2 separate regions of the Homo sapiens genome follow, and region 2 is linked to region 1. Evidence: chromatin contacts called from ENCODE Hi-C or POLR2A ChIA-PET data. All regions are on one chromosome and are shown on one strand. Each heading gives the region's core, a stretch centred on a gene start or an enhancer-like site at or near the end of the contact. The rest is flanking DNA. Distances are from core to core; before and after follow the strand shown. Region 1 holds the start of ZNF248 (zinc finger protein 248). Region 2 holds the start of ZNF487 (zinc finger protein 487).

What was found. A loop is a pair of places that touch in the nucleus more often than their neighbours do. ChIA-PET counts read pairs that join two places held with the same protein, here RNA polymerase II (POLR2A). Pooled maps may share reads with other maps.
Region 2: a loop to region 1 is called in a map of CD8-positive, alpha-beta T cell, with 13 times the contacts of the local background. The contact joins the promoter of ZNF487 here to the promoter of ZNF248 in region 1. A Hi-C loop is called at or near these places in 1 of 168 maps with a recorded cell type or tissue (CD8-positive, alpha-beta T cell) and 4 of 50 pooled maps. POLR2A ChIA-PET finds 5 or more read pairs at or near these places in 1 of 52 experiments (OCI-LY7).

The regions. Positions count from the first base shown.
Region 1 is chr10:37,854,631-37,859,680 of GRCh38, reverse strand. ZNF248 (zinc finger protein 248) reads left to right here and starts at 2,071. Exons shown (of 6, transcript NM_021045.3): 1 at 2,071-2,496; 2 at 3,149-3,246; 3 at 3,344-3,385. The coding sequence starts at 3,371. It overlaps ZNF248-AS1 (ZNF248 antisense RNA 1), which reads right to left and starts at 1,932. Exons shown (of 2, transcript NR_186559.1): 1 at 1,180-1,932; 2 at 1-603. RefSeq lists silencers at 1,579-2,128, 1,825-2,201 and an enhancer at 2,519-2,578.
Region 2 is chr10:43,435,822-43,441,491 of GRCh38, reverse strand. It overlaps ZNF487 (zinc finger protein 487), which reads right to left and starts at 4,381. Exons shown (of 4, transcript NM_001355444.3): 1 at 4,230-4,381. RefSeq lists a silencer at 4,097-4,756 and an enhancer at 4,857-4,926.

The sequences.
Region 1 (5,050 bases), core at 822-3,321:
AAATAGCCAATCATCTATTGCCTAAGAGCACAGCGGGAGGGACAATGATCGGGATAGAAACCCAGGCATTGGAGCCGGCAACAGCTACCCACTTTGGGTCCCCTCCCTTTGCATGGGAGCTGTGTTTTCATTCTATTAAATCTTGCAACTGCACTCTCTTCTGGTCCGTGTTTGTTACGGCTTGAGCTGAGCTTTCGCTCGCTGTCCACCGCTGCTGTTTGCGGCCTTCGCAGACCCGCCGCTGACTTCCATCCCTCCGGATCTGGCAGGGTGTCCGCTGTGCTCCTGATCCAGCGAGGTGCCCATTGCTGCTCCCAAGTTGGGCTAAAGGCTTGCCATTGTTCCTGCACAGCTAAGTCCCAGGTTGGTCCTAATCGAGCTGAACACTAGTCACTGGGTTCCACAGTTCTCTTCCGTGACCCACGGCTTCTAATTGAGCTATAACACTCACCACATAGCCCAAAATTCCATTCCTTGTAATCCATGAGGCCAAGAACCCCAGGTCAGAGAACATGAGGCTTGCCCCCATCTCGGAAGCAGCCCACCACCATCTTGGGAGCTCTGGGAGCAAGGACCCCCGGTGACAATATCCTTGATTGGTTGCTGGAACAGAAAAAGGGCATTAGTGGAAGAACTGCTTAAGTCTGAATAAACTCTGCAGTTCAGTTAATAGTACTTGTACCTATGTTATTTTCTTAGTTTTGATAAATATACCATGGTCATGTAAAATACTAACACTAGTGGAATCTGGGTGAAAGGCATATAGGAACTATTTTGCAACTCTTCTGTAAATCTGAAATTATGAGCAAATGAAAAGTTTAAAAAAGTGGACAATGACCCAGGAGTTGATTTTTTAAATGAAAAGTTGTAACACACGCACATGCTCATAGTGTGCTGAAAATGCCAGATGTGCACGTAAAAGAATGTACGTGTAGTGTAGTTCTGGGTAAAGTATGGTTGGTTTTGGGAAATGAGTGCGTGCTTTCTTCTTCAAATTTGTTACTCAAACGGCTTTTTTTTTTTTAAACATATAAACAATTTTATGTTTGGGTCTTGAATTGCTAGCTTCTGTTTTTCCTTATTCCAGAGAATAACCATACTGGTCACAGATTTTAGTTTTCTCTTCCAGTCTTTCAGTTAAACGTTACCATGCATGATCGTGAATGAATTCAAGCACACCTTTCCTTCTCTTGGCTTGTGTCTAACAGGCACATTGATTTGATCCACAACCTCTGGGGACACTGACAGAATCCTGGTTCCAAGCAGGAGTGGGTAACTGAGACAGTAATCTCTCAACCCACTATACAAGGCTGTTTTGCAGGAGAGCCTTATGATGACCAGCATGATATATAATTGTGAGAAATATACTGAACAATTTATGTGTCAGACACCGGTTTAAATGCTTTTACAACGTAAGCGCCTCCAATTCTCATAAAACCCCTGCTAGGTAGGCACTATCAGCCTCATTTTACAACTGAGGGTTGCGGCCAGAGCTGACAGGCACCGTCTAGCGCCGCTTCCAAGCCCCGCATCGCATCCACCAGCCTAACTCGGGCGCTCGGCCTCTCCCTCTGCGCATGTGCATCCCCGCCTCCCGCTCCAGGCGAGTCCTTCCCTGGACTCCAGTCCCTTGTGGGAAACAATCCCTCGCCTCCGGAGGCGGCGAGGAGCGGCGGGTGAGCCCCGGAGCACTGGGCGAGGGCCAGGGGGTCCCCGCGCTGCCCTGAAGGCGGGCGGGCGGCGGCTAGACCTCGGCGGTGGGGAGGGACCCCTGGCGCCTGCGGCGACGGTGGGACGAGGGCGTCTCTGTCAGAAGGGGATGAGGTCTGGCGTGGGAACGCGAGTTCCGGGGCTCCCGGGGGTCCGTATGCGTCCAGTCCCTGCGCCTGGCGCTCAGCGAAGTCCTGTAGCACGGGGTAGGCAATGCGCACTGGCCCGAAGGGGAGGGAACTGGCTGCGGGGAGGGGACAGCACGCGCGTGCGTAGCGTGTGACGTTTGTTGTGCGCGTGCGCATGGCGTTTGATGTGTGCGTGTGCGCTTTTTGTGCCCTGAGCCCGCGGGGAGGAGGCGGGGCTGCGGGGGAGAGCGACTGCGCCAGGTCCGCGACAAATGAATTAGACACAATTATCCACGGGAGACTCGGTTTTCCTCTCTGTAAATTACGGATATTAGGAATACTTGCCGCCTGGGGTTGTTTTGAGCACTTTCATTGTTTAGGTGCTGTATTTATTGGGTGTGCGTTCCCTGGGAGAGCCCGAGGGAGACGGCTCCTGCACCGGCCCCAAGGGCCTCTCTGCCCGTGGAGTGCAGGAGCGAAGGGGCTGGCCTAGCTGACCACCAGGGCCCCTGCTGGCTCTGACCGCCCTCCTATCCCAAGTAATTATTTACACGTTTCGCGTTCGCTTATGTATTATGTGTAATCATGGCACAGTATCCTGAAGCCGTCGGAGTCTGTGTGCTGGTGCAAGGTCTGGGACAAATTTAAGAAGAGAGAGGTGAGCTGGAGCTGAGGGGTGGGCGCGCAGGCTAACAGGAACGTCACCTCTGGAGAGTCTGAGGGCAGGGACGGGTGAAAGGCTCACGGCCACAGCGAAAGAAATGCTGTTATCACCCCTCCGCGAACACCGGGCACATCCAGATGAGCTGCTGAGCTTCCTCCTCTCTTGGCCTGATATCCCCGCCGGATGGTAGTGCAGTCAGGTCATACTTGGGTTATCTGTTTTGACCTTATTTGAAAGATGGAAAAACAAAATTGAGTTTGAGGAGGTGAGTAGTTCAGATCTTGTCATTCCTTAGAGGCAGAACTGAGATTAGAAGTCAAGTCTGCAGTTTCCCGAGCCACTGCTGCCCATTTTGTTACTCTATATCACAGTTTCTCATTAAAAGATCCTTTTGAGGAATTGTTAGCAAGTTAGAACAAACATTTTTAAACTTGCATTTAACATCCTATCCCTTTTTTTAGAGGTCTTTTGCATTATCTAACCTCAGGGCATTAATGGTGTTAACAGGTAAACAGATAAACAATATGGCCTCAGTTTTTTTTTTTCCCTACAAGGAATTTTGACAAACCCATAGTGTTTTTTCCTTCAGATTACTGTTAACTTGTTAAACTCATCTTTTCATGTTTTTAATTTTTCTGTGTCACAGAACCTAAATTGGTAATAAATCAATAAGAAATATTTACATTCACTCAGTGAAAAGTGTCATGTCTGAGCTCAGCATATATCGGAGCCACACATGGACACGTAAGTATCTTGTGTGTGGACCTGTATAGGCAGGTGAATCTCCGAACTGCAAGGCCGGCGAAGGCTCTCCTGACATTCTTCCTTTCTAATCCTTCAGCTCTCCTTCCTCCACTAAGAGCGGAAAATGAACAAATCCCAGGTGAGATTCTTGTTTCTTTATTCCCAGTTTGTTTAAAAATGGATTTCTGAAGTTTATAAGGGTTTATGTTTTGAAAATGGAAAAATAGAAATAGGCAAAAATTGACATTAAGGGAAATAAAACTGAAGTAGCAAATCCAAAATAGTGCAGTTGGCAAATTAGATGCAGGATTTTTAATTTTGCAGAATTATCCAAGTTATTGTAATATTATCTCTAATTGTTCTAGTAACAATTCTGAAATAAATGCAGTAAATTGTCTATAAGTATTTCTTTGTAGAAACAAAGAACACAGTTACAGAGCAGAACTCAGTGCATATGCTTTTCAGGAGAACAAACGCTGAGGTTTGATGGTCCTGTTTGATCCAGGAATAAAACCTTGACGATGTGGAGGAATGGAGGGACTGCATGTCCTCAAAACAGTTTTCCCTAACTGTTTGTGTCAGCTCGTTCTTATTTCTAGGTTGAATCACTGACAGTTCCGACTTGTTTCTGTGTTTCTCATTTATGTTTCAATCTGATGAATGCAACCTTATTCCCTCACCTAAACTCACCTGAATCAGTTCTGGCAAAGGCCACCAAATCATAGTCAAGGCTAGTGCATGTTTTTGCCTTTGCATTACTTGCCTGGTCTGCTGCATATATTGTTAACCATGGTCTTTGTTTGGAGAGTCTCCTCTGTTGGTGTCTGTAATGCCACCCTCTGAGCTGTCCTTTCCTAACTTTGATTCCCTCCCTAGTCCTCATGAAGGCATCTTTTCTTTTTGCTCCAGGCATTGCTTATGCGTGCATTTCCATCCTTAGCCTACTTAGGTTCTTCTCGGTCTGTTTTTCCTGACTGGTTTCATTTTTTTTCCTTAATAAAGTGCTTTTGAATTAATAATACATTAATGTAATAATACATTACTTTTACTTTTTTAAAAGTATAAGTGATAACAAAAGATGTACATATATATTCACACTCCCTTCCTCTGTTCATGCAGTTTCTCCAGGTAGGGTGACATTTAATCATTAAAACCGAGACATTTTCACTGAGAGTGAAAGAGGTTCTATAAATAATTATGCTGAGACAACTGGCATATATTGGGACAGTCCCAGACTTACTGGAATGTATGGTCAACCTACCAAAGATGTCTATTTTTTTTCTAGTTTTTGGTTTACTTTGCCAGTGTTTCTTTATCCAGTTTAAAGAAAATATGTATGTATATTCTTATTTGCTTCCTCAGTTTACTTAAAAAGGAATCTGTTATCTCTAGGGCTTATCAAACTTATATGTGATTGTGCATTCCTGGCATCTTTTTAACATGCAGGTTCTGATTTAGTAGCTGTGGATGGGGTCCTTTATTCTGAAGTTCTGATAAACCTCCAGCTTAAGCTGATTCTGATGGTTGACTTACACACTATTTTCCATTATTCCTTTTTCACTTAACAGCATACAGATGTTTCTCTGACAGAACATGAATAGCATTTTCTCTCTTTGTCACAATTGCCTAGTAATTCAAGTCCATAGTTCATTAAACTACTTCCAGCTGTTTGCTATGACAAACCATGTGGTAATGAATAACCTTGTACATTTATAATTTTGTGTGTATATGTTTATATATTAGATGAATTCCCAGAACTTGATCAGCTTAGTGGGAATGCCTGTCCTAGAGATAGTATTATTTT
Region 2 (5,670 bases), core at 3,132-5,631, 5.6 Mb before region 1:
AGTTCGAGACCAACCTGACCAACAAGGTGAAACCCCGTCTCTACTAAAAATACAAAAAATTAGCCGGGCCCGGTGGCAGGTGTCTGTAGTCCCAGCTAGTCGGGAGGCTGAGACAGGAGAATTGCTGGAACCCGGGAGGCGGAAGTTGCAGTGAGCCGAGATCGTGCCACTGCACTCCAGCCTGGGCGAAGGAGTGAGACTCCGTCTCAAAAAAAAAGGCAAAGCGGTCTGGTGCAGTGGCTCATGTCTATACTCCCAGCACTTTGGGAGGCCAAGCCAAGTGGATCACTTGAGGTTAGGAGTTTGAAAGCAGCCTGGCTCATGCCTGTAATACCTGCACTTTGAGAGGCTGAGGTGGAAGGATTGCTTAAGCCCACGAGTTCAAGACCAGCCTGGGCAATACAGGGAGACCCTGTCTCCACCAAAAAAAAAAAAAAAAAAAAAAAAAAAAAAAAAATTTAACCAGGTGTGGTAGCATTTACCTGTGGTCCTAGCTACTTGGGAGGCTAAGGTGGGAGGATTTCTGGAGCCAAGAAGATCGAGGCTACAGTGAACTATGATCACACAACTGCACTCCAGCCTAGGCAACACAGTGACTCTCTCAAAAACAAACAACAAAAAAAAAGTCCAAGGTTATGCAAAACTACTCAATATGTCTTTTTTTGGGATACAAACAATTTTAGTCAAATTATAAAGAAAAGCAAGTTAAGTGACAAGCATAAAGTTGAAGACAGTGGTTACCCTAGGGCAAAGGAGGGAGCCATGAGGCGGAACTACACAAAGGACCACAAATATGAGGGTAGTCTTCTGTTTCTTTTTTTCTTTTTTTTTTTTGAGACAGAGTCTCACTCTGTTGCCCAGGCTGGAGTGCAGTGGCGCAATCTCAGCTCACTGCTGCCTCTGCCTCCCAGATTCAAGAGATTCTCCCACATCAGCCTCCCAAGTAGCTGGGACTACAGGTAAGCATTACCATGCCGGGCTAATTTTTGTATTTTTTGGTACAGATAGGGTTTTACCATGTTGAACAGGCTGGTCTCAAACTGCTGATCTCAGGTGATCCTACCACTTCGGACTCCCAAAGTGCTGGGATTATAGGTGTGAGCCACTGTGCCCGTCCTTAAACTCCTTTGATTAAAAATATAGGCAGGGCACAGTGGTTCACACCTGTAATCCCAGCACTTTGGGAGGCCGAGGCGGGCGTATTACCTGAGGCCAGGAGTTTGAGATCAGCCTGGCCAACATGCCAAAAGCCCGTCTCTACTAAAAATATAAAAAATTAGCCAGGCATGGTGGCGGGCACCTGTAATCCTAGCTACTCGGGAGGCTGAGGCAGGAGAATTGCTTGAGCCGGGCAGGCAGAGGCTGCAGTTAGCTGAGATCTCTCCACTGCACTCCAGCCTGGGCAACATGAGTGAAACTTCGCCTCAAAAAAAAAAATATATATATATATAAAACAAAACTTACCAATTAACCTTTTTAAAGTGTACAGTTCAGTCTTAAGTAGATTCACATTGTTGTGAAACAGATCTCTAGAACATTTTCATCTTGCAAATCTGAAACTCTGTACCCATTAAACAACTTCCCATTCCTCCTTACCGCAGCCTCTAGCAACCACCATTCTACTTTTCTGTTTACATGAATTTGACTACTTCAGATTCTCATATAAGTGGGGATCATACAATATTTGTCCATTACTGGTTTACTTCACTTAACATAATATCGTCAACATTCATCCATGTTGCAGCATATGACATTTTCTTTTTTATTTTCACTTATTTATTTATTTTTGAGATGGAGTCTCACTCTGTCACCCAGGCTAGAGTGTAGTGGTGCCATCTCGGCTCACTGCAACCTCCACCTCCCAGGTTCAAGCAATTCTCCCTGCCTCAGCTTCCTGAGTAGTTGGGATTACAGGCGCCCACCACCATGCCCAGCTAATTTTTGTATTTTTAGTAGAGACAGGGTTTCACCATGTTGGCCAGGCTGGTCTTGAACTCCTGACCTTAGGTGATCTGCCCTCCTCGGCCTCCCCAAGTGCTGGGATTACAGGCGTTAGCCACCGCACCCGGCCATCTTATTTTTATTTTTTGAAGAGATGGAGTCTTGCTCTGTCACTCAGGGTGGAGTACAGCAGTGCAATCATGGCTCACTGAAGCCTCAACCTCCTAGGCACATGTAATCCTCCGACTTCAGCTTCCAGAGTAGCTAGGACTACAGGCACATGCCACAATGCCCAGCTGATTTTTTTTTGAGACGGAATCTCGTTCTGTCACCCAGGCTGGAGTGCAGTGGCGTGATCTCGGCTCACTGCAACCTCGGCCTCCCGGATTCAAGCAATTCTTCTGCCTCAGCCTCTCAAGTAGCTGGGATTACAGGCATGTGCCACCATGCCCGGCTAATATTTTTGTACTTTTAGTAGAGACAAGGTTTCACCATATTGGCCAGGCTGGTCTCAAACTCCTGACCCTCTGATCCACCCACCTCGACCTCCCAAAGTGCTGGGACTACAGGCGTGAGACACCGCGCCCGGCCTGCCCAGCTAATTTTTGTATTCTTTATTTTATTTTATTTTTTGTGGAAACAGGATCTCGCTATGTTGCTCAGGCTGGTCTGGAACTCCTGGACTCAAGCAATCCTCCCACCTTGGCCTCCCAAAGTGCTGGGATTACCAGCATGAGCCGCTGCATCCAGCCAAGATTTTCTTCCTAAGGCTGAATGATATTCTATTGTATATGACACATTTTGTTTATCCATCTATCAATGGACACTGGGGTTACCTCTCCCTTTTGACTATTGCAAATAATGCTGCTATGAACATGACTGTACAAGTAACTGAGTCCCCGCTTTCATTTCTCTTGGATTCAGACCCAGAAGTGGTACTGCTGGATCATATGGCAATTCTATTTGTTAATTTTTTGAGGGAACTGCCATACTGTTTTCCATAGCTGCTGTACCATTTTACATTCTTACCAACAATACACAAGGGTATATTTCTTAATATATGGGGGCTGGGTGCAGTGGCTCACGCCTGTAATCCCAGCACTTTGGGGGGCTGAGGCAGGTGGATCACCTGAGGTCAATAATTCGAGACCAGCCTGGCCAACAAGGCAAAACCCTGTCTCTACTAAAAATACAAAAATTAGCCGGGTGTGGTGGCACGTGCCTGTAACCCTCGTCACTTGGGAGGCTGAGGCAGGAGAATTGCTTGAAGCCAGGAGGTGGAGGTTTCAGTGAGCCAAAATCACGCCACTGCACTCCAGCCTGGGCGACAGAGGGAGACTCCACCTCAAAATATATATATATATGGAACCTAAGACAAAAGCCTGCACTCACCCCTAATCTGCTAAATTCAAGTTCTCTCCATGATGAGGTTTCAAAAGGAATTAGTGCAAAATGTATTTAAGGATATGACCAGAAAGGAGAAAGAAAAAACAAATGGCTATTACACACACAGCAGAAAAGTAACACTAGGAGGCAAAGGAACTCAATGAAGAAATATTTCGGTGGCAGGCGGTGGTTCAGCCTGTAATCCCCGCACTTTGGAAAGCTAAAGCAGGAGAATCACTTGAGCCCAGGAGTTCAAGACCAGCCTGAGCAACATAGTGATACCCCTGTTTCTATTTATAAATAAATAAATAAATAAATATTTCCAACCAAAGAATACAAACTTAGTAAAGCTAATGAAGGAAGAACACAGTGAAGAGCTGCCGATGTAAGAGAAAAAAAGAAAATTTCCGGAGGAAAAAAGTTCAAAGATTTGCAACTATTTCCTCAGAAGGAACTGGGAAAAGGGAGTTTTGAGTAATAAGGCCTTGTGCAAGTTTCTGACTCTTAAGGATGTGAATGTACTGCCTTAAAAAATAAACTAAAAAGAGCCTCTTTTCTCACCACAACTCAACAATCATGAAGGTATCCTTGCAAGTGTGTGTAGACCTCTCATGCCTCCTAGGTCCAGGGTCACTCGTCCAGGACTCTCCCAATATCCCTGCCCAGAGGAAGCGCTTCCTCAGACTCGGTTCCTTCTGGTTGCCCTTGTCTCGCTTCTCTAGGGTGGGCTGGCCGCTCCCGCACTGGGGTCAAAGATCCTCCGGGTTCTCTCTGCCACGACTCGCCCTGATCCCAAATCCCAGCCCCACGGTCCCCACCCCCAGCGGGCCCAGTCCCCGCTCGATCCTGGGTGTGCGGCCCTCGACCTCAGACCCGGCCCCTGCCCGCCGGCCGCCCCTCACCTCGGCCTCGGAGGCTCCACGCTCCCCCTCTCACAGCCCGCACCTCGGCGGTCTCTCGGAGGAGGGAGGAACCCGAGGTACCTGGTAGTCGTAGCTGAGGAACTTACAGGCTTGTTGACCATCTCACCATGGAAACTGCCGCAGCGCTCCCTGGGCGGGGCCGCCGAGGGGCGGGGCCTGCGCGAATCCCGGGCGCCCGCCAGTCCAGCGCTCCCTGCGCTTCCGGAAGCCTTGCTGCTCCCGCGTGCCTAGCGGGGGCTCGGCCCTATGCCACGGGCATCCCACCCTGCTACCAGCTGCCCTCTTGTCCGCTGGCCGGACTCTTACCCCAGCCTTCTTCAGGAAGACACGGCGCAGTCCGGCTTCCCCACGAAAGCGAAGGTCGCTGGGACCGCGGCTGGGCGTCCGGGGGCGGGGCCGCGACGCCATTGTGACGCGCTCGGAGCAGGGCTGGGCCGAGGACCCCGGGCGCTGGAGGGCAGGCCCTAGCCACTGCTCCTGAGGCCCTGGAGGCAGCTGACGCTTGAGGCCGCTGGGCGCCGCAACGTGAGCCCAAAGGACGCCCCGCTTCAAGACTGGCGCAAGAGGAAAAAATGAAGGTCGTTTTCTGCGGAGGATGTTAGGAGAACGAGAACTGCGGGCCAGAGAACTGACCTAGCTTAAGGAGCGCAGGCAGCCTCTGCCGCCGGCTCTTGGGGAGACACGGAGAGGATGGGGTCCCCGCTCCGCATCAGGTCCTCTGACGCACCCCGGCTTTCCAGGAGGTAGGACTGGCCACAGGCCTCCTTCCCAGGGACAAAGTGCAAAGCAGAGGCTGTCAGCAGCGTGACCTTCGCTGCAGGAGAAATACGCGTCCAGTTCGTTTTCGTCAGAGTTCTGCTACATCAGGCCTGCCGTATTTGCTGTACACAAATCAGCCAACTTCCCAGGCCTGGGTGCGGAGGTATTTGTTAAGCACATGCACACAGTTGGAATTAGCAGCCTCAGGGATCAAAAGTTGTCCTTTTTTTTTTTTTTTTTTTTGGAGACGAAGTTTCGCTCTTGTTGCCCAGGCTGGAGTGCAGTGGCGCGATCTTGGCTCACTGCAACCTCCGCCTCCCGAGTTCAAGTGATTCTCCTACCTCAGGCTCCCGAGTAGCTGGGATTACAGTCGTCCGCCACCACGCCCGGTTAATTTTTTTTGTTTTTAGTAGAGATGGGGTTTCACCATTTTGGCCAGGCTGGTGTCGAACTCTTTTTTTTTTTTTTTTTTTTTTTTTTTGAGACGGAGTCTCGCTCTGTCACCCAGGGTGGAGTGCAGTGGCGCGATCTCAGCTCACTGCAAGCTCCGCCTCCCAGGGTCACGCCATTGTCTTGCCTCAGCCTCCCGAGTAGCTGGGACTACAGGCGCCCGCCACCACGCCCGGCTAATTTTTTGTATTTTTAGTAGAGACGGGGTTTC